3 separate regions of the Mus musculus genome follow, and regions 1 and 3 are each linked to region 2. The links are chromatin loops, found by intact Hi-C in ENCODE. Cell type or tissue: gastrocnemius. All regions are shown on one strand. Each heading gives the region's core, and the rest is flanking DNA. Links, peaks and the distances in the headings are about the cores only.

Region 1 (7,717 bases), core at 2,717-5,216, 51 kb after region 2:
GCTCCTCAGCGAGCTCCAGTCTGGCTTGGCAGGATGATGGGTCTCCCTCCCATCAGCACAGACCCTCCATAGTTCTCAGAAGGGGAACTAGGAAAACAACTAACAGGAGTGAGGGTATGGGTCACTCCCCACAGCAAAGTCCCCTAAGCTCGCAGTAGATGAGAGGCGGGCTGGCTTTCTGCTGACAGAGAGGGAACGCTGTCATTGTGTCGTTATTTGCTATGTTTTAAAGGAAATGGAACACACCACTCTAACAGTGGCAGGAAGGAGACAAAGGATCAAGGAGAGCTTTGTGATCCAATGCGGCTTCTGTAACCGCCAGGAGCCAGACTGAAGCACTCTGGCACAGACTCGGTTAATCTGGGGCCATGTGCTGCCAAGGCTGAGCTAGCTCTAGTGATGCTGAAAGACAGACTGGAAGTTTGGTCCATGCATCATCATGTCTGGACCCAGAGAGGCCTGGGATCTGGTGTCAGAGACCTTGCCATGTGTACCACACTGAACTCAGGCCGAGAGCCTGACCTTACAGCTAGCCCTGCCCAACAAGACAAAGTCATAATAAACCATTGTTTCCTTAAAAAAATAAATATTTCCAGGAGGTAGAAATCTGAGTACAGAGGCTGGGGAGTGGGTAGAGAGTGGGGCTGACATGGAACACGAGTGTCATGGTTCATTCCTTCAGCAAGCAGAGCTGGGGTATCAGGCCCTTGTGGGTCTGCCATGCATCAGTTACTCATGTCCCTTGCCTTTCCCAGGATGCACACCTTATCTGATTGTTCTTTTGTGTGTGTGGCTTTTTTCAAGACAGGGTTTCTCTGTGTGGCCCTGGCTGTCCTGGAACTCGCTCTGTAGACCAGGCTGCCCTTGAACTCAGAGATCTTCCGGCCTCTGCATCCCAAGCGCTAGGATTAAAGGCTCTGGCCAAAGCCCTGCTTAAATGTTTCTATCTTACACTATGAAGAGAGTCAGGCTTCGAAAATGCTCAGTTTAAGATCAGTCACCACAGGACTAGCTTGTCATCAGTCACAGGAAGCCATGATACAGGAGAGGCAAGTAGTCAGCTGTCTTTCAGCGCCGGCGGAAGGCTCGGGAGATTCTCCAGGCGTTCGGCTCCTCATACCGATTGTACAGAGGCTCCAGGCGCTGCTGTTTCTTCTGCTTGCTTAGCTTGGTTGGGTCAGAAACTTTGAAGAAAGCCGGAGCAAACTCCACAAGCCACCGGGGGTCGATGGTGGTGACCTCACGCATGTATTCCTTTGTGGTCAGCACAAGTTCGTGGTATACCACCCTGTGGGAGACAGACAGGACTCAGGCCTTAGATTAGACCCCACACTCCACAGCCAGTTTGGTCCACTGGGCGACCACAACTGAGCTGACATTTTGTTCTTTCATTTCTCCTGCTTGATCCCTCAGGAGACTACCGAAGCCACACCTCATGCTGCAAGCCTACACCCTTCCAAAACAAGCCTGCTTGCAGAGAGCCAGCTCTAGTCCCGACTCTGGCATGAACCAATTGAGTAACAGTGAAAACAGCCCCATCCCTTCTCTAGATTCCAGTTTCTTGTTCTGTGAAATAAAACGGAGCTTTCTCTCCCAGATAGCTCCCATAGAATTCCAAGTTCTATAGAGAGGCCACAGAGATTATCGCAAAGGAATGCTGAGGACCAAGTGGGCAAGGCAGTGGTAGCACCAGGTATAGTGGCACATGCTGGTGTGTATGTGTGTGTGTGTGTGTATGTGAGAGAGAGAGAGAGAGAACATGCACATACAAGTGGAGATCAGAGGACAGCTCTGTGGAGTCAGTTCTCTTCTTCCACCTTTCTGTGGGTCCTGGGGTCGTCTAGCAAGCACCCTTCTTGCTGAGCCATCTCATGCCTGTTTTTGTTTGCTCGAGACTGGGTTTCCATGTGTATAATCTAGATTGGTCTCAAACTCAGGGCAATCTCCTTCTTTAGCCTCCTGAGAGCTGGGATTACAAGTGTGAGACATCGCTGGGTGTAGAGGTGCATGCCTTTAAACCCAAGAAATTGGGAGGCAGAGGCAAGAAGATCTCTCTGAGTTTGAGGCCACCCTGGTCTACCTAGTGAGTTCTAGACCAACCAGAGATACACAGTGAGACCCTATCTAGAAACAAACAGACAAAACAAAACAAAAAGCCCACAAAACCATTTTAAGACCATCTCATTAGATGATTTCTAAGCTCTTTCCCTGCTTTCACCCCTATAATTTTACTTCTCTTAAAAGGGCTGTTTATGCTGAGCAGTGGTGGTGCACGCCTTTAATCCCAGTCAGCACTCGGGAGGCAGAGGCAGGCGGATTTTTGAGTTCAAGGCTAGCCTGGTCTACAGAGTGAGTTCCAGGACAGACACAGAGAAACCATGTCTCAAAAAAAAAAAAAAAACAAAAAAGAAAAAAGAGAAAAAAAAAAAAAAAAACTAAAAAAAGGCTGTTTATGGGCTGGAAAGGCAACTCAGTAGATAAAATGCTTGCCTTGCAATAATAGCTCAACCCTCAGCACCAACAGAATGCTGGGCATGGTGATGTGCATTTGTGATCTCAGTGCTGAGGAGGCAGAGACAGAGGACGCCTGGGGCTCATCAGCCAATCTAGTCTAATTGTGTGCTCCAGGCGGTAAGATGATCTTAAAAGGAGAATGCCTCCTGAGGCTGTCCTCTGCCCTCCACACACATGCACAAATGTACACCTGTATACACACAAATACATACTAAAGAAAAATGGGGAGCTTGTTAGTGTACCTAATTTGGGCTTCTGCTACTCTAGAAATACAAAGTCAAAAGGAGAAGTGGGGGTGCTGGAGACTCAGAGGCAGGAGTGCTTATGAGCTCTCTCTCTCTCTCTCTCTCTCTCTCTCTCTCCCTCCCTCCCTCCCTCCCTCCCTCCCTCCCTCCCTCCCTCCCTCCCCCTCTGTGTGTGTGTGTGTGTGTGTGTGTGTGTGTGTGTGTGACCTACCATTCGGGCTGTCTGTTGAAGAGAGCACTGGAGGGGTGGATATACACCACCTGCTGGTCTATCAGAGTCCGGTAGCCTTCCTGTGGGTCCTTCTTGGCAGCGTTCCGGAAGAACCCACTGCAGATGGCCTTCTGCACTCGGACTGTGGATTTGCCACAGGAGACCACGTCCAGCTTGTGCCTATCAGGATAGTAAGAGCAAAGACGCCATGAGCCTGCTCTGTAAGCTGGGTGCCAGCTGCTCAACGTTCCACCTTAGGGTGCTCACAGTTAGTCACCAGGACCTTCCTCAGAGCTCAGAGGAGTACTGGACATGACAGGCAGTATGAAGGAACTAGAAACCAGACGCTGGCTCAGGCAAGAACCCAACCCCAGACCAATGATCCAGAGGCTTGTAAGCAAAGCATTTTTCTTGGCTAATTCAATTATCTTCCTCTTAGGAAGTTTCTGAAGTGCTGCTTAGCCACACTCCTGCCTGGGGAGGAGACAGCCTACACCAAATGAGATGGACACTCTCTGTACACAGGTGCCTAGAACTGTGCAAATACATTCGGAGTGACAGAAGACCCAGGAGACATGACCACCCAAACACTAATATCACCACACTCCTGACTGACCTGTCCATTATGCCTAACATCTGCTTCCGAATGTCCTGGGCACGGCGTAGGGAACGAGCCTGAATAAAATTCTCATAGCACCACGGGTTGGAGAATTTGTTGTTCTTCCAGGAGTTGTATACGGCCAGCAGGGTGAGGTGGTCCCCTTCTGTCTGGTGGAATTTGGCTTTCTTCTGATCTGCAAGGGCCTGTTTATCCTGCCAGGCAGTGGGACAGAGAGTCATTCCTTCCCTGTAGGCCTTGTCCCCGACAAACATCACAGAACAGGCTGATGTCACTGCACCAGTGCATCAGAACATGGGGTTGAGCACCTTACCTTGGGTCGGTAGAAGACGTTCTGCACAGACAGCATGGACACGATAGTTAGCATCTCTTCGCTGCAGCCCAGATGCACAGACATGATGAGCATTTTGCACAGCATTGGCTCCAGAGGGAACTCTGCCATCTACAGGAATAAGAAGAAATTACAACTGTTTCCCTACAGACCATGCGCATGGACTTGACTAGGAAGTAGAAAATAGATGAGGAAATGTCCCCATGATGATTTGGGGCACCTGTCTCTACCACATATTTCCTTTGTTAAATAAGCCCTTCGTGCCTAAGAACATATCTACTGTTGATGTGAATGTTGCAAATACCTTTAATTTGTTTTTGAGTCTATATAGGTAGCTAGTTCCAGGCCAATCCCAGCTACACACAGAATAACTTGTTTTAAAATAATAATAATAATAATTATAATCATAAATAGAATGAAGATTAGATTCAGTAATATATCTGGAGTAAAATTAACTGCAAATAGTCTTTACTATTAAAAAGAAATATTTTAAAGTGATAATATAAAATTGAAGTTAAAAAAGCAAAACCTTAAACAGGTAAGACAGGTAAAAGTGTCTGCCACATAAGCTGGTGACCTGAGTTCAATCTGAAGAACGCATGAAAAGGAGGAAAGAGAGAACCAACGCCACAGACTTGGCACCTGACCACACCCAGCACTCACACACTAATAATAACAATAACAATAATCGGGGAACAACAACAACAACAACAACAACAATAATTGGCTAGAGAGATGGCTCAGTGGTTAAGAGCCTGGGCTGCATTTCCTGAAGACCTGGCTTCAATTCCCAGCACCTATGTGACAGCTCACAACTGTCTGTAACTCCTGTTGCAGGGGATCCAACCCCCTCACACTTGTAGTCAAAACACCAATGAAAATTAAAAAATAATAAATTAAATTTGAAAAAAAAAAAAAAGACACTTTAAAAAATAAATTTAAATACCCAGGAGTGGTGGCAGATGCCTTTAATCCCAGTACGGGGAGGCAGAGGTAGGCAGATCTCTATGAGTTCAAGGCCAGACTGGTCTACAAAATGATTTCCAGGACAGCAAGGGCTATACAGAGAAAAAACAAAACAAAAATACTAAACAATAAACAAACAAACCTTGAGTAGAAATAAACTCTACCTATTCCTTGAAAGAAAATGAAAAGAGGGCTGGAGAGATGGCTCAGAGGTTAAGAGCACTGACTGCTCTTCAGAGGTCCTGAGTTCAATTCCCAGCAACCACATGGTGGCTCACAACCATCTGTAATGAGATGCAATGCCCTTTTCTGATGTGTCCGAAGACAGCTACAATGCACTCATATACATAAAATAAATAAACAAATAAATCTTTAAGGAAAAAAAGAAAAAAGAAACTGAAAAGAATCCCGAGCCTGGTGAGGTGGTGCCAGGCCAGGTGAGGTGGTGCCAGGCCTGGTGAGGTGGTGCCTGCCGGCAATCTCAGCACTTGGTAGACAGAGGCCAGAGATCAGGAGTTCATCCTCGGCTACATAAACAGTTTCAGGCCAGCCTGGGCTCACACTCTCCATTCCCCCTCCACCGCCCTTCTAAAGAGTATTTAATCCTACTCAAAGCTTCTCCAAGGCCTCAACACAAGGTGGAAAACTGGTCAGGGCGTCCTCCCAAAGCACCCCAAGTTCCCTCTGCCCCTCACCCTGCGGCCCAGGCGAGTGAGCAGGCCCTCGTCGTCCAGGGCCCCCAGTGTATACAGCTGCTCCATGGCCGTGATCAGAGTTTCCATCGGTGGGGCATCCATGAAGTCAAAGGACAGCAGGTCATTAATACCCATGGCCTAGAAAACAGAGCAACAGGAAGATGAGTCTCACAGTTGAAACAGGTCCCCTGTCACATTCTCTGCTGTTTCTTCAATGCAGTTAGGAAGCCCAGAGAGGCAGTAACTTCCAGATTCTCAGTACATAAAGATTCTCATACCACTAACAACCATGTATTTTCTCAGGAAACTTTCTTTCTGTGTCCACTTCCTGAGTGCTGGAATCACAGGCATGCACCACTATGCCTAGTTATGCAGTGCTAGAGATGGTACCTAAGGCTTCACAATGGTAAGCAAGCATTCTGGCACCTAGGACTTACCCGACCCTCTTAGGAAACTTAAAAACTATTGTTTCTGTGTTGGAGAAATGGCTCAGAGGTTCAGAGCACTGGCTTCTCTTTTAGGGATCCTGAGTTCAATCCCAGCACCCACATGATAAGCATCTATAATGAGATCTGTTGCCCTCTTATGGCCTACAGGCATAGATGCAGGCAGAAGAACACTGTATACATAATAAATAATTTTTTGTTTTGTTTTGTTTTGTTTTCGAGTCAGGGTTTCTCTGTATAGCCCTGGCTGTCCTGGAACTCACTCTGTAGACCAGGCTGGCCTCGAACTCAGAAATTCACCTGCCTCTACCTCCCAAGTGCTGGGATTAAAGGTGTGCGCCATCACTGCCCGGCAATAAATCTTTAAAAACCAATTCCTTCCATGGTGGAGAGACAGCTCAGAGGCACTTTGTCTTCTTCCAGAGTTCGGGGCCCAGAGCCATCATCAGGCAGCTCACCCATCTGTAACTCTCACTATAGGCAATCCAGTGCCCTGGCCTTCTAAGACACCTGCACTTCTATACAAGGATACAAGCTCTAAGAGTTACAAATTTATAAACAAAACAAAAACATTCCTTCGAAATAAATAAACAGAGCAGGGCAGTAAGTCCACAAAGTGAGGTGGTGAGCAAAGTTAGACATTTCAGTAGATATTTCACCAAAGAGGACACACAAGCTTCTGCTAAGGACAATGCAAGTCAAACCTACTGTAGCAAGATAGAAAAAACAAATAAAACAAATCAGGAAACTTTGTACATTTCTTACAGGAATGTGAAACAGTCACTATGGAAAGTAGTTTGGTGACAAATTAGAAAGTAAAACATACTGGGGGGGGGAGAAAGAAAGAAAGGAAAGGAAAGGAAAGGAAAGGAAAGGAAAGGAAAGGAAAGGAAAGGAAAGGAAAGGAAAGGAAAGGAAAGGAAGTAAAATGTAGCCTGGACAGTGGCTCTGGCTTTAATTCCAACACTCAGGAGGCAGAAGAAGGCCAATCTTTGTAAGTTTCAAGCCAGCCAGGCAAAATAGTTATCAGAATGCTTTAAGAAGTTAAACATAGCCGGGCGTGGTGGTGCACGCCTTTAATCCCGCACTCGGGAGGCAGAGGCAGGCAGATCTCTTGAGTTCGAGGCCAGCCTGGACTACAAAGTAAGTTCCAGGACAGCCAGGACTACACAGAGAAGCCCTGTCTCGAAAAACCAAAAACCAAGAAGTTAAACCTATGACCCAACCTGTCTGTCTCTAGGCACTGAAGTAAGAATATCCAGAGGAGGCTGAAGAGACTGAACCTGAGGTCAGTTCCCAGCACCCACATCAAATGGCTCACAACAAACTGCATCTCCAGGTCCAGGGCATCCGACCGTCTGGCTTCTGTGAGCACCTGAACCTATGTGACATACTCACCCACACATACACACATAGTAAAAAAGAAATCTTAAAAAACACATTAGGGGGCTGGTGAGATGGCTCAGTGGATAAAGAGCACTGACTGTTCTTCCAAAGGTCCTGAGTTCAAATCCCAGCAACCACATGGTGGCTCACAACCATCCATAATGAGATCTGACTCCCTCTTCTGGAGTGTCTGAAGACAGCTACAGTGTACTTACATATAATAAATACATAAATCTAAAAAAAAAAAAACACACACACACACACACATTAAAGGGTCAGAGAGAGATGGCTCTGACTGTTCTTC
Region 2 (7,717 bases), core at 2,477-4,976:
ACAAAAGGTAGAACTCTCAGCCCACATCTGGCGGGACACTGCCATGCTCCTGCCTGGATGATAATGGACTGAACCTCCGATCTGTAAGCCAGCACCAATTAAATGTTGTCCTTATGGACTGGAGAGATGGCTCAGAGGTTAAATTGTCTGCTCTTCCAGAGGTCCTGAGTTCAATTCCCAGCAACCACATGGTAGCTCATAACCATCTGTAATGGGATCTGACGCCCTCTTCTGGCTTATAGGTACATATAGATAGAGCTATAAGTATTTTTTTATTTTATTAGATATTTTCTTTATTTACATTTTAAATGCTATCCTGAAAGATCCCTATACCCTCCCCCACCCCCGCCCTGCTCCCCTACCCACCCACTCCCACTTCTTGGCCCTGGCATTCCCCTGTACTGGGGCATATAAAGTTTGCAAGACCTAGGAGCCTCTCTTCCCAATGATGGCCGACTAGGCCATCTTCTGCTACATATGCAGCTAAAGACACGAGCTCTGGGGGTACTGGTTAGTTCATATTGTTGTTCCACCTATAGGGTTGCAAACCCCTTCAGCTCCTTGGGTACTTTCTCTAGCTCCTCCTTTGGGGGCCCTGCATTCTATCCTATAGATGACTGTGAGCATCCACTTCTGTATTTGCCAGGCACTGGCAAAGCTTCACAGGAGACAGCTATATCAGGGTCCCTTCAGCAAAATCTTGCTGGCGTATGCAATAGTGTCTGTGTTTGGTGGCTGATTATGGGATGGATCCCTGAGTGTGGTAGTTTATATATGGTTCATCCTTTCGTCTTAGCTCCAAACTTTGTCTCTGTAATTTCTTCCATGGGTGTTTTGTTCCCAATTCTAAGGAGGAATGAAGTATCCACACGTTGGTCTTCCTTCTTGATTTTCTTGTGTTTTGCAAATTGTATCTTGGGTATTCATAAAGTAAGTATTTAAAAAGAAAAAAGGAAAATGTTGTCTTTATAAGAGTTGCCTTGGCCATGGTGTCTGTTCAAGCAGTAAAACCCTAACTAAGACAAGCAGAGAGAATGAATTAGTGCATGCTTGCTCCTCGTGCTCAGCCCACTTCCCTGCCTATCATCCCAACCCGAACCCTGAGAATCAATGGTGCACTACATTCAGGCTGGGTCTTCCTACAACAGTTAACCCAGGGTTTTTTTTTTTTTTAAAGACATGCTCAAAGCCCACTTAATCTAGACAGCCCCCACACACACACACTGAGGCTCCCTTCCCAGGTCATCCTAGGCTCTGTCATGTTGACAGATAAAGCTGACTGTGGGGCAGTGGGTGCCCCACCGCTGACCACCAGGATCTATTATCGAACTAAGGTTCTCAGTTTTGCCCAAAGTACCTGGTTGATGGGTTAGGGTGTGGAGGAGCTGAGTAAAAAGTCTAAATGCAGCTTTCCTGTAACGCTAAGGAGTTTATTTTTAAATATGGCCATACGTGGCAGCTGGTGCCTGTAATTCCAGCACTTGAAAACTGAGGCAGGAGGATCAATATGAATTCAAGGCTAGACTACATAGTGAGTTCCAAACCAATCTGGAAAGATCAGATAAGACCACATAAATATCATGGAATGGCTTCTGGCTTCCTGCTCCCTAACCTACCCTCAAGCCAAGGACATCGTCCATGAGCATCTCTGTCAGATGCCTCGGGTGGATGCAGCTGAGAGAAGGGGAGGCATATTGTCCTAGGTACCTGTGAGCCACAACTACAGACATTGTGGACCACAGATCATGCCAGGTCTACGGGGCATTTGTTCATTTTGTAACAGTGGGCAAAGCAGCGAGCTAGGCCATTCTAAGACTGGGGCATGGGAAAGATTTCTGCTTAAAAGAGATTTAGAAGGGGCTCAAGAGATGGCTTAGCAGTTAAGAGCACTGACTGCTCTTCCTGAGATCCTAAGTTCAATTCCCAGCAACCACATGGTGGCTCACAACCATCTGTAGTGGGATCCGATGTCCTTTTCTGGTGTGTCTGAAGACAGCAGCAGTACTCATATGCATAAAATAAATAAATAATTAATTAAAAAGAGGGGGGCTTGGAAGGAGCTCAACAGAGCATGTGCCTAACTTGTACGAGGTCCTAAATTCAGTAGCAGCCACACAACACACACACACACACACAGTGAAAGATTCAGAACACATAGCCCCCTCTGTTAAGGGACAGTGAGCAGAGTAGACGGCCTCTTTCCACATGCCCGCAGCTGGCAGGACCTGCAAGAGGAGGGAGTGAATGGACAAAGCCTTCCAGGTGCCCTCGGGAAAGCTTCACAGAGAAGGTGGCACGGGGCACCAATTGTCCCTTGTCATCCTGTGGCTTACGAAGTTAAGAGGAGAAGAGGCAAAAAAAAAAAAAAAAAAAAAAAAAGGGACTTCACTTCCTCCCCTCTCAGCGCTGTCAGCAAACATCAAGTGTCGTGGGCATCATAAAATCATAACTATCACAGGGAGCCCAGGGTAAAGGGAGAACAGACCTAGGGAACGGGCTGCTTCCCCATCCCCGAAGCCTGAAAGGCCACAGGGGCTTGTTGACACAGCTGGGGAAGAAAGGTTTTATCCTGCCTCATTAATCACTTCTGCACAGGAGCTCCAAGGCAGGGGCACCCCAGGGGCACCAGGCTAGCTCTCACAGGGCAAGGAGAGTGCGAAGGGGGGGTGGGGTGGGGTTGGGGGTCCTCGCCTCAGGCTCAGGATCCAAGGCAGCTCTGAACAGACAGGGGATCGTGGAATGAGGTTGCCCAGACCCTGGGGACCCACAAACAGGGGATTGTCCAGCCCGGATGTTCGCCCAGAGTATGCTTCTTCCTGCTTGGAGGTGAATGCTTCCAGCCCGAGCTGGTAACCCCTAACTCACGGGTCCCTAGGGGGAAATATATTTTCCTCTTTCCCATTTAGTCAAACGAGTGTCAGCTGCTTGCCATGCGGTTCCTGACCCTCCCTAAACTCTACCCAGGAGGTGGGTGGGGTGGGCTGGTGATGGAGTCCTCAGTAGGATAATCGGAAGACATCGAGGGTCAGCAAGCTTTGCTAAGAGCAACTCAAACCATATGACTTAGCTCTGAGTATAGGAGACAAGAAGAGTCAGAGGGACCATTTCCCCACCTCTCTCAGTCGGAACACAAACATGGCCTGAGCACCTACCAGGTGCCAAGGGCACAGCACAGAGCAGAGGCTAGTGCCAAGCCTCCCCGGAGCTCACGCAGAAGCTCCAGAAGAGCAAAGGATGTCTCAGAGCGGCCAGGAAGGCCAGTGCCCCTGAGCCCCGGCCTGGTTTGCAGAACTGCCTTCCTTAGTTAACACTTTCTTGGTCGGTGGCCATCCATCCTAAAGGCTCCTCCAAGATCTGAACCAAGACTCCGACGGTGGGCAGCAGTTGGAGGGCACGGGGACTCCCCTGCAGCCCCTCCCTGACTGTGCAGAGGGCAGAATCCAGGTAGATTTCTCCAGTTTCATCTTGAGCCTTTAAGAGGAGCAGATAGATGGCCACTTGGCCCCGGGATTCCCCGCGCTCCCTCCACCACTAGGGGGCGCGCTCTACTTCTCGCCTTCCAGGCTCCCTCTTGCAGTCTCTGATTCTTCACCCCTCTCCTCTCCTCCCTCCTGCCCGCTCCGCATCCCGTTTTCTCTCTCCAGCTCCCTGCCCCCCTTCTTCCTGTCTCGTATTTTCCTGCCCAGGAATCAGACCCCAGACAGTACCTAGGAAGTCTGCGGCCTTGCCTAATAGAACCGTAATAGTCCTCGGGGAGGCGTGATAATGACATCCTCCTTAAATAAAAGGACTTAATGGAGATTTCCCAAATTTGAAAACCACATTTCCACTAGCAACCTACTCAGTGAGTGCTCTGGAAAGGAACTCATGGGGAGCTGCTGTAGGGGGGAGCGGGTGAGGAGGCTCGGAGTCTGCGCAGAGCTTGCTGTTCCGCACTACTCTCCCGTGCAGGACAAAGGACCCTTCAGAGGTTACAAACCACGGAGGTGGGTCACATCAGTCTTCTCCTACCCAACCCCACCAGCTCCCAAAGAGCAAAACGCTCAGACTCAGCAAATACTGTGTAACCCAAGGTGAAGTGCTTCCCTCTAGATCCCAGTGGTCCCCGCTGAACTAGGTATAATCGCCTACACATTATGACCCTGTTGGGATTAAAAGTTAGGGCGCCAAGCTGCACGCAGAGCCTTCTTTTTTAAATTACATTTTAATTTATTCTGTGGATGGAGGGCGCATATCCCAATGAAGTTGAAGAGGTCACAGGACAGCTTGCGGAAGCCAATTCTCTGCTTCCATTATGTGGGTCCCTGGGATCAAACTCGGGTGTCAGGCTTGGCAGCAAGCACCCTTACCGAATGAGCCCAAGAACAGGCCCAAGAACCTTCTACACAAGTACTGTGTGATAGAGGCCCTTGTCATCCATCCTACAAAAGAATAGCAGACTCTTGTCTTAAAACACCAGCCTGAAGTAGTAGCTCACATGTTCCACAAGCACTATGAAGCCTGAGGCAGGAGGATTGCTGTGAATTTGAGGCCACCTGGTCTATACAGTGAATTCCAGTCTAAATAGTGAAAGCCCGTCCCATAAAAAGCAGGAAAAGAAAGGGCTGGGGGCATAGCTCAGTTGGCAGAGTGCTTACTAGCCTGAAGGAAGCCCTGGCTTTGTACCCCAGCACTGCGAAAGCATAGCAGTGCTTTCCTGTAATTCTCAAATTTGGAGGTGGAGGCCGGAGGATGCATGAGACACAGGGGGGAGAGAGAGACTGAGAGACAGAGAGACAGAGAGACAGAGAGACAGAGAGACAGAGAGACAGAGCTGATATGGAAACCGTTCCTTGAGTGCCTGAGGTTAGGGATGTTAAGGTAGAGAGCTCTGCTATCAACACGCTGTGATCTTGGGCAGAGATCTTCCCCATCTCTGGCTGCCCATCTTCTGAGGTGAAGACACGTGGGATTAGATGGTCTATTAAGGTATCTCCATTCTAAATAAAAGTTGAAACTGGAATAAAACTCTTCCTATTCCGGCCTGGCAGCTGCTAGAGAAGCAGTGTGCTTGCCAACACTGCCACCTGGTGGCGGCAACACTCCACTACAGGGGAGACTTCTGGGTCGAGTGGGCGTTCACTTCTCCTCCACCAGCTAAGTGACTCTAGGTTTTTATTGTTGTTAATTACATTATTAAATTTTTATCTTATCTTAATTATATATGTTTGCGTGTGGGTATGTGCACATACATGCAGGTGCCTGTAGAGGCTAGAGCCATCAGATGCCCTGGAGCTGGAGACGGGTAGCTATGAGCCTCCCAGTGGGAAGGAGAGAGACGGCCTAGGAATTCTATCCAAATCCTGTAGGCAGAGTCTAAAAACTGCTCTGCAAGAGTAGTATACACCCATCACTGAGCCATCTCTGCAGCCCTGTTTTTGCTTTCTTTTGGTTTTGTTTTAAACCGCTCTCTGACTGGTGTTGTAGCTCAGTGGAAGAGTGGGGACCTCGGTATGTTTGAGGCTCTGGACCCTGGATTCAACACCACCACTTCCCAAAGAAAGTGTTAACAGTTTACAGCACAGGGTGTCTATTTTTGCAAATAAAATATTATATCTTGGGCTGGTGAGATGACTCAGTGAGTAAAGGCACTTAGAGCTGAGCATGCATGAAGAACCTAAGTTCTGGCTGAGGAAGCTACGTGGTAGGAGAGAGCCGACTCTCACAAGCTGTCTTCTGACCTCCGCATGAATGCTATGACACATGCATCCAAACCCACACCCACTTTCACACACATACACAAATAAACCAACAAGCAAATGTGATTCTAAAAATCCTATCCCCCTTTTGTGGTGCCCATGTGCCCATGTGTATAGAGGCCAGAGGTCAACGTCCTGTGTCTTTCCCCAGTGTCCACCTTGGCTTTTTTGAGACAGGGTCCCTCACTGAACTTGGAGCTCACTGACTGGGCTGCGCTGGCTGGCAGGGATCCTTCCTCCCTCCTCCCCGTCCCCGCTGCTGGGGTTACAGGTGTGCCTTAGTTAGGGTTTTATTGACGTCTATGAAGAGACACCATGTCTAAGCCAAGTCTTATAAAGGACACCATTTAATTGGAGCCGGCTTACAGGTTCAGAGGTTCAGTCCATTATCATCAAGGCAGGAGCATGGCAGCATCCAGGCAGGCATGGTGCAGGAGGAGCTGAGAGTTTCACGTCTTCATCTGAAGGCTGCTAGCAGAAGACTGGCTTCCAGGCAGCTAGGGTGAGGATCTTAAGCCCACACCCACAGTGCCACACCTATTCCAACAGGGCCACACCTTCTAATAGTGCCACTTATACAAACCGTGACAAGGTACAAACAGCCGCTGCAGCCAGCTTTTTTTTTTTTACTCAAGTCCCCATATTTATATAGCAAGCACACTACCAAGTAAGCCATCTCCCCACCTCTAAGATTTTTTTTCTACTTCCAAGTCCCTACTGCTTTCCAGTTATGGTACTACACTCGCTAAAGCAACCCTGTGAAGAAGACGATAAAGATCTTCATTTTACAAAGGAAACGAATGCTCATGAAAGTGAAGTGGCTTGCCCAGGTGCACGTAGCTACAGGGATGATATTGCTGAGAAACTGGAAAATCCTTCCTGATGCTGCTCAGCTAGGAATGAGCACTTTTCTCAGCTGTGTAGTACTCCTGTCCACTTTTCTCGGCTGTGTAGTACTCCTGTCCACTTTTCACGGCTGTGTAGTACTCCTGTCCACCCACCTCTGGAGTTGAGAGAGGTCACTGGGCTGAAGGTGACAAGAAAGAGGGGAAGTGGTTGGAGTCTTACTGGGGATTGTGGGCTTGCCTCACAGAATGAGCCAGGCATATGAACGTTGAGGGGGAGAGACATGTACTCCCCTGGAAACAGATGCTCAGGCTGAACCTGGGGTTCTCGAGAGCCTGTCATCCTGGGGCACACTGGACACTTCCCCGATGTTCTCTAAGACACCAAAGAAGCTTCTAGATTCTTTAAAGGGCATTCAACCATGAGTCACAAGAACCCAAAGCTCCTCTCCCCTGTCTGTGTGTCCGTCCACTCATTCTGCTAATACAAATGGGAAGCCCCCCCACCCCCATCCAGAAGCTGCTCCAACCTGAGCTGGCCAATGAAGACAGTGACCTTCTATTCTCGTGTTCTCGGGAAATATTTCCCTTCTTGACAAAGAAACAAGTTGAACTCAGCTCTAAAAATAGTTTTAAGGTTGTTTCTGGCTGACCTCTGTGACTATTCTAGACCATCCCTACCCACTAAATTGGACCCCTCCCCTGGTGGTAGTGGCTTGTGCCCCACGAGTAATGCAAATGCCAACCCCAGAGAAGGAAGATTTGCAATGAGGACCTTCCCCTAGTTTGGAGATATTACCTGGGATTTTCACCTCCCTGAACTCATCTTAAGCATGGTGTGGTACCACATACCTGTTGCCACAGCACTTAGTAGGCAGATGCAGAATGATCAGGGTGAGCATCCTGGACTACACAGTAAATTCTAGGCCAGCCTGGGCTACATGAGACTCGACTGATGGAGGATGAGACTCTCATTCTTATGCATCCTTTGGCCACTTGCAAAATAAACACCCACCCATGGGCCCTAGAAATGACTCAACTAGACCAGAAAGCTGCCAACAGCTACCCCATGGTTCACTGACATTGGAGGGGAGGGATGTAGAAGCACTATGGCCCTAGGAAGCCATCCCTTCC
Region 3 (7,717 bases), core at 2,717-5,216, 96 kb before region 2:
CAAACTCCTAGACCCATCTCTCCCATCAACCTCCTCAAGTGTGCCCCAGAACCTGGAGTCTCACAAACTCTTTCGTGTATCTATACACATTACACTCATGTACTATAGGAAGACTATCGAGAGCCTGGGCTATGTCCTGAAGTCAGGCTGTTCTGGGCTAACCCCCTACTTCTCCCATCCTCTTGGCTGTGGGGATGTTATACAAACTTTCCAGACCTTGGTCTTTCTCTTTGGTGAACTGGGAGGCTCTAATACACACATGGGAGAAATCTAGTGGGTTAGTACATGTTAGGTCACCCACACAGGTATGTGCTGTGTGTCTTATCCACATCACTCAAGGCTCCACCATCTTAGAGTCCCTCCTGGGACTCAGTTTTGATCCATTGTGGGCCCCTGAAAGTGTCAGAGACTTTACCTTCCCCCGCCCCCAGCAGCCGCTATCAATGACTTTTGGGTGTGATCACTCTGGAGTGTGGACTCCACACTGGGTCCTGAGATCCTGTCCCTCGCAAGGGTCACCCACCTCTCTCTTCCTGCCTTCTACTTCCTCGCACTTCTTCTGGAGTGACAAGAATCCATTCAGCCGACAACATCCCCTTGGTTCCTTTCTCAGGCTGGATTTTGGGGGCCTAGGGTACAGATTAGGCAAAGCTATCACCGGACCTTAGGCAGCGCTGAGGGTGCAAGACCGTTGCTGTCTAAGGGAGCAAGATGGCAGCCCAGGAGATGGCGCTACCACAGCTTCAGAGAAGCCAAATCCTTCTTCCTGTACATAGGTCCCCAATATCTGCTTGCTGTGGGAAGTAATCTGTATGGCCATCTCTAGTCCTAAAATTTCTTAACTATCATCTTATCCCTCCCAACTCCCTTTTCCTAATTCTAAAACAAAGCGGACCTCAGAATCCTTGGATACCCCAGGGTGAATTTTGACTGGCCAAGCCAAGCCCCATCTGTCTTAACTTACCTCTCCCCACAACCTCCCCCACCCCTCAGTCACATGAATTCTAGTCTCTGGGGACACTGAAGTCACCTCCCAGAAAAAAAAAAAAAACTCTATGATTTCATCTTCTATTTAATCTTTATTTCTCCTCATACTTTTTAGAACTTCAAATAATTTCTCATTTGTACTAACTAGGAAGCCATAAATCGTCCCTTTATGTCTAAGGAAAATCAATTGTTATTTGACATTTTACCTTAATATTCCTGACTTCCTTCGACTGTAATAAAGCTTCCATCTGCCTTTTATTTTACAGGCAATTAGTAAGTCACCTTTTAAAAATTTCTTCACATTTTCTGTCAGATGGATGCTGGGATGGAGAGGGGAGCCCTGTTTTATGGGACTGAACTCTCAGGATAGAGGGGATTTATCTGTAGCCTTCGAGGTACCAACACTCATTAACGGGTTTTATTGATTTGGAGGCTTTTTAACCCTTAGCAATAATACAGGTGTCACCTGCCTGTGGCAGTTGGGAGGGGGCAGGGGCTGGGCGAGGTGGAGGGATCCACTCAACTCTGAGCTCTGTGGGCCCAAGTGAAGGAACAAGAGGGAGAATTTCTTATCCTTGGGAACACTATCACCCGTGGCTTAATCACACCGCTGGGTGGACCCCAGCCCACGTACGCACCCTAACTTTTTCTGGAAAGAAAATTTAAGATCCAGGTTTTGTTTTCTCTCAAATTCCTGGGGCAGGGGAGAACTGAGAACTGAGCCCCACCCCCCACCCCCTGCTATGGAATCTGAGAAAGGCCCATTCCTAAGGCCTAAAGACCTGGGCCTGGGCTGCCTCTGTTGGCTCTAGGATTTTGGGAAGGGCTCTCTAAGGCTCAGTTTGCAAGTCTGTGAAATGGGAAGAAGCAGCTGCCACCTTCCAGGGCTCATGGTTGTTTCCAAGAATCTGTCTAGGGCATTACCTCTCAGTCACATCTCAGTCACAATGTCACCACAGACGTCCCAAAGGTCTCATTGTGAATAGAAAAATCTACACAGGAATATTCCCAAAGTATGACCTGACTGGCCTGGCACTGGAAGAGGGCTGAATGCTGAGAAACCTCAGGCATCCCCTTGCAGGGGCTCCTATCACAGTGCCCTGACAGCCATGTACCACACACCTAGTGGTTGTGGGTGGAATTGCAGGTCCAGTGTCCTAGAGGGACAGCTGGGTTCTTCTTAAATGGCCCAGGAGAGAAACTCAACTCCAAGAGTTCCTGATCCCCCCCAGTCCCGTATCCCTCAGGCTGAAATTGTCCCAATGACTAATTTCTCTACTCCTGTCTTTGACTCAAATGTCCTCACACACAAAGCAAGCAGCTGTGTCCTGATTCTTAGAGATGGCTCCCATCTAAGTCATGGAGCCTCCTGGCCAGATGGTACCAATGTGTGGTCATTGCAGGTGGCAGGAGAAGGGCTGTGCTGGAGAGTGTGGGTGACCCCTAGGGAGGAGGCTGTTGGGTGGGATCGGCCAGGGAGACCATCTGAGAAAGGCATTTCAGGAAGAGGAGACCTAATTGGAGCCATAGTTTGCAAGACAGGATGTGAGGGCACATGAATTCTATGATAATTTCACCTCACCCCAAGCCACCTTGCCAGGGAGACATGTTTGCATTGTGTGCATGTGTGTGTGCGTGCATTGCATGTGTGTGTGCGTGCATGAACATGTAGATGCTCTTCCCACAGAGGTGGCTGGTCCTGGCAGTGCCGAGCACTCCTTGCAGGCCAAAGCTGTGCTGAGTTGGAGATTTACAACGGCCATGGCCTTCATGACTTAATGGTCAGCAATTGAGCTATTTCATCTCATCGGGTGCTTTTGCCTGGAAATGGCCACTGAGATTCACTCCAGGATGGCTCTCAGTCATGAGGGGCTGACCTGTGTATCTCCTAAATCATGTTAACACTCAGGACAAGCCCATGGCGTGTTTTCCATGCGGGATCTTCTACCACCGAATGGCCACTGTCTTCTTGTAAGAAACTTTCATGGGCTAGAGGGGCATCAGGATGCAGAGGACTGGCATGAAGTCAGCTCTGGTGTGGATGTCTACCCACCTACACAGAACTGTAAAGTTCCCCCCCTCCTCTCCCTCCTCCCCTCCCTCCTCCCCTCCCTCCTCCCCTCCCTCCTCCTCCTCCTCTCCTTCCTCCGCTCCCTCCTCCTCCTGCTCCTCTCTCTCCTCCTCCTCCTCTTTCTCCTCCTCCTCTCCCTCCTCCCTCCCTCCTCCTCTTCCCCTCCATCCTCTTCCTCCTCCACCTCTTCCTCCTCCCTTTCCTAGCTCCTCATCCAGCTTCTCCCTTCATTCCTATGGCCTGGATGGGGAGAGCACCCTTGCTCAGCATATGGATGAAGGTGGTCCCAAGGGATTCAGTCCCTGTATAAAACTCTCCAGAGGTCCCAGAAAGAACTGTCCCTAGCCTGTGTGTCCTTTGAGCTCTCCTCCAAATACAAGTGTGGGGCCTCTTTCTCACGCCTCCTGGGCATCCCAGGAAAAGTTAGACACCTGGTGAAAGCAGATGTCCCCATTCTGGAGTCCAACCTGCTGATCAAAACAATGTGCCTCCAGCTCAGACCTTGATCTAGCTGAGTCAGGGCTTGTGGGTGTCTCTTTCTTGTCCACTCGACTGCCCTTCCTGGGGTAGGTAGGTTCCCAGACCTGATCCCTGAATCCGGAACCTCACACACGCCCCGGCCGCATTCTCTCCCCCAGGGCCCAGCTCAGAGCAGCCTGGTCATTCTTTCTCTTTCTTCCTGACACACCCTGCTGGTCTGATACAAGCTGAGCTCAAATCAGCAGCAGCGGAAGCAGGACAACATAAGGTTTGGGATGGGGTGGGGTCACATGTCTCTTAGTACACATTATTCAACTCACCGCAAAGGTAGAGCTTCGACCTGTTTATCTCCTAAATCCTATTAACACTCTCCCAAGGTCGTGCTCTTAATGACAAAGCAGCCCTTCGAGTTTCCCCGTAGTTTCTCACTCCCGTGGGTGTGGGTCCGCAGGAGCTGAAATAGCTGGAGTGGTTGTGCGTAGCCGGGATAGTAGCTGAGGCCCGGCGAGGATGTCATACTAATATTGAACAGCAGGGGGCACCAGTGACCCACAGAGTTTCCAGCAGGAAGCCGCTCAACATGACCCAAAACAGCCAGGTGAAAGCTGAGCTCCTGGTGAGCACCGCTTACTTCTTACCAATTCCAAAGCCTGTGGGCATTCGGGGCAAAACTCTACCCAGGCGTTGGTTCCTTTTGTATCTGGAAACTGGACTTGGCCTGCACAGTCAGGGCTGCCCTCGTCCCCTTGGCTGCTAGCTCCTAGAAAGAGGGGGTGACTCTCTCAGCTACAGGGTTCTAGTCCCAGTTCTACGCAGGAATATCAAAGCTTGGATGCCTTGGTTTCCACAACTGGAAAACCACAAGAATAGTGGCCCCAGGGTTCATCAAGAGGCAGGGGCTTTTCCAAAAAGCTAAAAAAAAAATAAAAATAAAAATAAAAAAAATTTAAAAATTTAAAACAACAACAAAAACCCTAAGGAGACCATACTGCCCACAGGCTTTCTTCTCCTGTGCTGAATGGTAATCCATTCTCTCCACTGCCAAAGCCACAATTCAGAGGCAGGTGACCAGACAGGAAGCAGTGACCAGCTTCACTGACACCTTAGGACCTCGATGGACTTTGAAGAAGCTTGGGACTCAGAAGTGACTGCTACAGTGGTCTCCTTTAGTAGAGGGAAGACCAGGTGTCCCCACTAAACCGACAGATTACCTCCGCACCTCCAAGGTGGCACCAGGCTATCTTGGCCACCCCTGGAAAGCAGGAGCAAGATGACTCTAACGACTCCGTACCTAGAACTTCTATAGTGATTGTTGCTGTTGGCGTCTATATAGTTCCTCAGGTCACTGGTGTGGTGATAGCTAGGCTCCGTTTGGGGGTTTCCAGGACTTTGGGACCCTCAGGTGACATGGGGCTTGACGAAGCCAGTGAGGGGCTGAGCCAGATCTTGATGCTTCTCACAGAGTGTCAAGAAAGAAAGGTGGCTCACCTGTTACCTCAATTCTCCAGAAGCTGAGGCAGGAGGATTCCTACCAGTTCAAGGCCAGCCTGGGCTACACAGTGAGTTCAAATTAAAGAAGGCAAAGGAGGGAGGGAAGACAGAAGTGTGTGTGTGTGTGTGTGTGTGTGTGTGTGTGTGTGTGTGTGTGTGTGTGAGAGAGAGAGAGAGAGAGAGAGAGAGACAGAGAGAGACAGAGAGAGAGAGAGAGAGACGGGTAGACAGACAGACAGACAGACAGAGACAGCAGAGAGACAGAGACAAAGACAGAAAGACAGAGGAACAAAGAGGAAAAACAGTAAGATGTATTAAAGGCCATGGCCTGGAGACCCACCAGTCAAGACAGCTTTCCTCAGGGGAGGAGAGAGGGGGTCTCTCTGCCTCCAGCTCTTCCTTCTGCCCTGGGATTGACCGTTCTGATTCAGTGATCCCTGCAGTGACAACACTGAGCCACCCGGGCTGCTGGCCCAGATGAGAGTGTGCCCTTCTGCTTGGATTTATGAGACGCTAGACCTACAGGGCCCTGTGACAGTGACTCACAGAGACCTACTGAACCCATCATGGCTGCAGCCAGATTCCCCAGGGGGCTTTATAAGGACGTGCCTGTCCCGGGACTCTGCTGAGGACCTTGCTCCCTCTATCCAGTTCGCTCCCCTCCCAGGACTGAAGCCCAGCTCAGGGAACTTCTCTCTAATGCCTTCCTCCTGCCTCCCCCTCCAAGGCTGGTCCTCCCCAGCCCTCACTGTGACAGCCCAGGTCCCAATGTAGGTGCTGTCACCCTTCTTCCCAAAGTCCCTGTGGGACCCCAGAACTAGCATTCTGTCACCTGCCTCTTGGTGGTCCTTTCTATGCTCTCAGCTTTTCCTTACACAGACACACACAAAACACATATACACACATACACACAGACAGACAGACATACATGCATACACATACAGACATACATACATACACATACAGACATACATGCATACACACATACAAACATACAGACATGCACACATACACACATACAAACACACATGCACACATACATATACACACACAGAGACATACATACATATACATACATACACACAGACACATACATACACACATACAAACACACAGATATACATACATACAGAGACATACACACGTATACACACAGACATATACACATATATGCACACATACATATATATACATATCACATATATACACACATACATACACATACACACAAACACATGCATACACACACAGACATATACCCACATATACACACATACACATATATACACACATACACATATATGACACATATCCACACATATACATACACATTCACACAAACACACACACACACACACACACACACACACACACTGCTCATATACTTCCCTCCCCCTAGGGCACTCCCAAGTCTTGCCTTCCAGTTCATTTCAAGGCCTGAGCAGGCCAGCCTAGAAGAGAACTGGGTCCCCCCTGAACAACAGCCCCGCCCACCCACACCTTGTTGTCTTCCTGCAGAGCTGGCTGGGCTTCCGAAGCAGATCCTACACCGTGACTATTCCAGAGTCACACTGGGAGAACCTCGGGTGGCCTGTCCTACCTCCTGTCCCTTTCCCTCACCTAGTCTCAGAAGCAACCTGGAGTGTCAGCCCACAGAGGATGCCCCTCATTTTCCTCTGTTCGGACTGTGAACTTCAGGGCTGCCAATGAGCTATTATTCTACCATGCCCACAGTGACACCTCACTGAGAGCCCCGCCCCCATGTGTGTACCAGTATCATCTGCCTGACGGCTCAGATCAAAGACGTTTAGAAACTCTCTCAAGGTTACCAAGTGGGAACTGGCTCAGTGAGGATTTGAACCCAAGTCTATAAGAAATCAGATGTCCTGGTCATCCGTGGGCCAGGCTGTATTTCATAGTTTGCATTACTGACAAACAGTAAAAATGTTTGCAAAAGGGAGCTGGCCTAAGAGAGGGGAGCCCGAAGGACTCACCAGGAAAGTTGGCTTAAAGTGGGGTATGAGGGTCCTGAGGACCCCAGCACAGACCTGAGAATGTGCCCTCAAAGTCACTCTGTTACAGATGGTTCCTCAGAGGAGCCCCGCCTGCAGCCCTGCCCCCACCCCTTCTAGGAGGTCTGGGGCTTGGGGAAGAAGCTGCTGGTACCTGGTTCTGTGTTTCTGTATTCTTACTTTCCTGTTGCTCTGATAAAACACCGAGGCTAGAGTTAAGAAAAGAGAAAGAGTTTAATTCATCTGACAACTCAAGACACAACCCCTGATGGGGAAGTTAAGGCAGTGCGAGGCAGAAGCAGCTGGTCATACGCCAGCCATTCAGTGATGAATGGTCCTAGTGTTCTGGGACGGCCAGGACTCCCACCCACAGAATAGTGCCCACAGATAGGGTGGATCCTCCCACATCAATTTCCCTAACTAAGGCAATCCTTCACACACTCTCAGGAGCTAACCTTAATCTAGATAATCCCTCTCGGGTGTGCGGGTGTGCGGGGAGGCCCATCTCCCGACTGGCAAGTCACAATTTAACCACTTCATCACCTCAGTGTTCGGTCTGGCAGCGGAGCCCTTGTGACCAAGTATAACATAGGTTAGGGGGACTCCCCAGACCCGTCCGGAAGCAGCAGTTCAGTAGTCCTGAGAATGCCTGCCCCCCAGACAGACAGGGAGCCCC

What was found. Peaks named below come from ENCODE experiments on the same cell type or tissue, not always from the same donor. Only the 100,000 strongest peaks of a DNase experiment are listed, where the experiment ranks them.
Region 1: a loop joins it to region 2, with 2.3 times the contacts of the local background. A loop is called at or near these places in 13 of 42 quality-filtered maps.
Region 3: a loop joins it to region 2, with 5 times the contacts of the local background. A loop is called at or near these places in 39 of 42 quality-filtered maps.

What each region holds. Positions count from the first base shown.
Region 1 is chr11:101,760,211-101,767,927 of GRCm38, reverse strand. Dhx8 (DEAH (Asp-Glu-Ala-His) box polypeptide 8) reads right to left here. Exons shown (of 23, transcript NM_144831.2): 19 at 5,582-5,719; 20 at 3,903-4,031; 21 at 3,587-3,783; 22 at 2,971-3,150; 23 at 570-1,288. The coding sequence ends at 1,069. Among named protein-coding and RNA genes, the nearest start is that of Etv4, 21 kb to the left of the region's middle. In gastrocnemius, for the core only: a CTCF peak has its summit at 4,038; no DNase peak of the experiment used is centred there.
Region 2 is chr11:101,810,798-101,818,514 of GRCm38, reverse strand. No RefSeq gene overlaps it. Among named protein-coding and RNA genes, the nearest start is that of Gm39392, 29 kb to the right of the region's middle. In gastrocnemius, for the core only: a CTCF peak has its summit at 3,526 (motif pointing right); a DNase peak (open chromatin) is centred at 3,540; H3K4me3 peaks cover 707 bases; H3K27ac peaks cover 1,244 bases.
Region 3 is chr11:101,906,777-101,914,493 of GRCm38, reverse strand. No RefSeq gene overlaps it. Among named protein-coding and RNA genes, the nearest start is that of Meox1, 16 kb to the right of the region's middle. In gastrocnemius, for the core only: a CTCF peak has its summit at 4,062 (motif pointing right); a DNase peak (open chromatin) is centred at 4,076.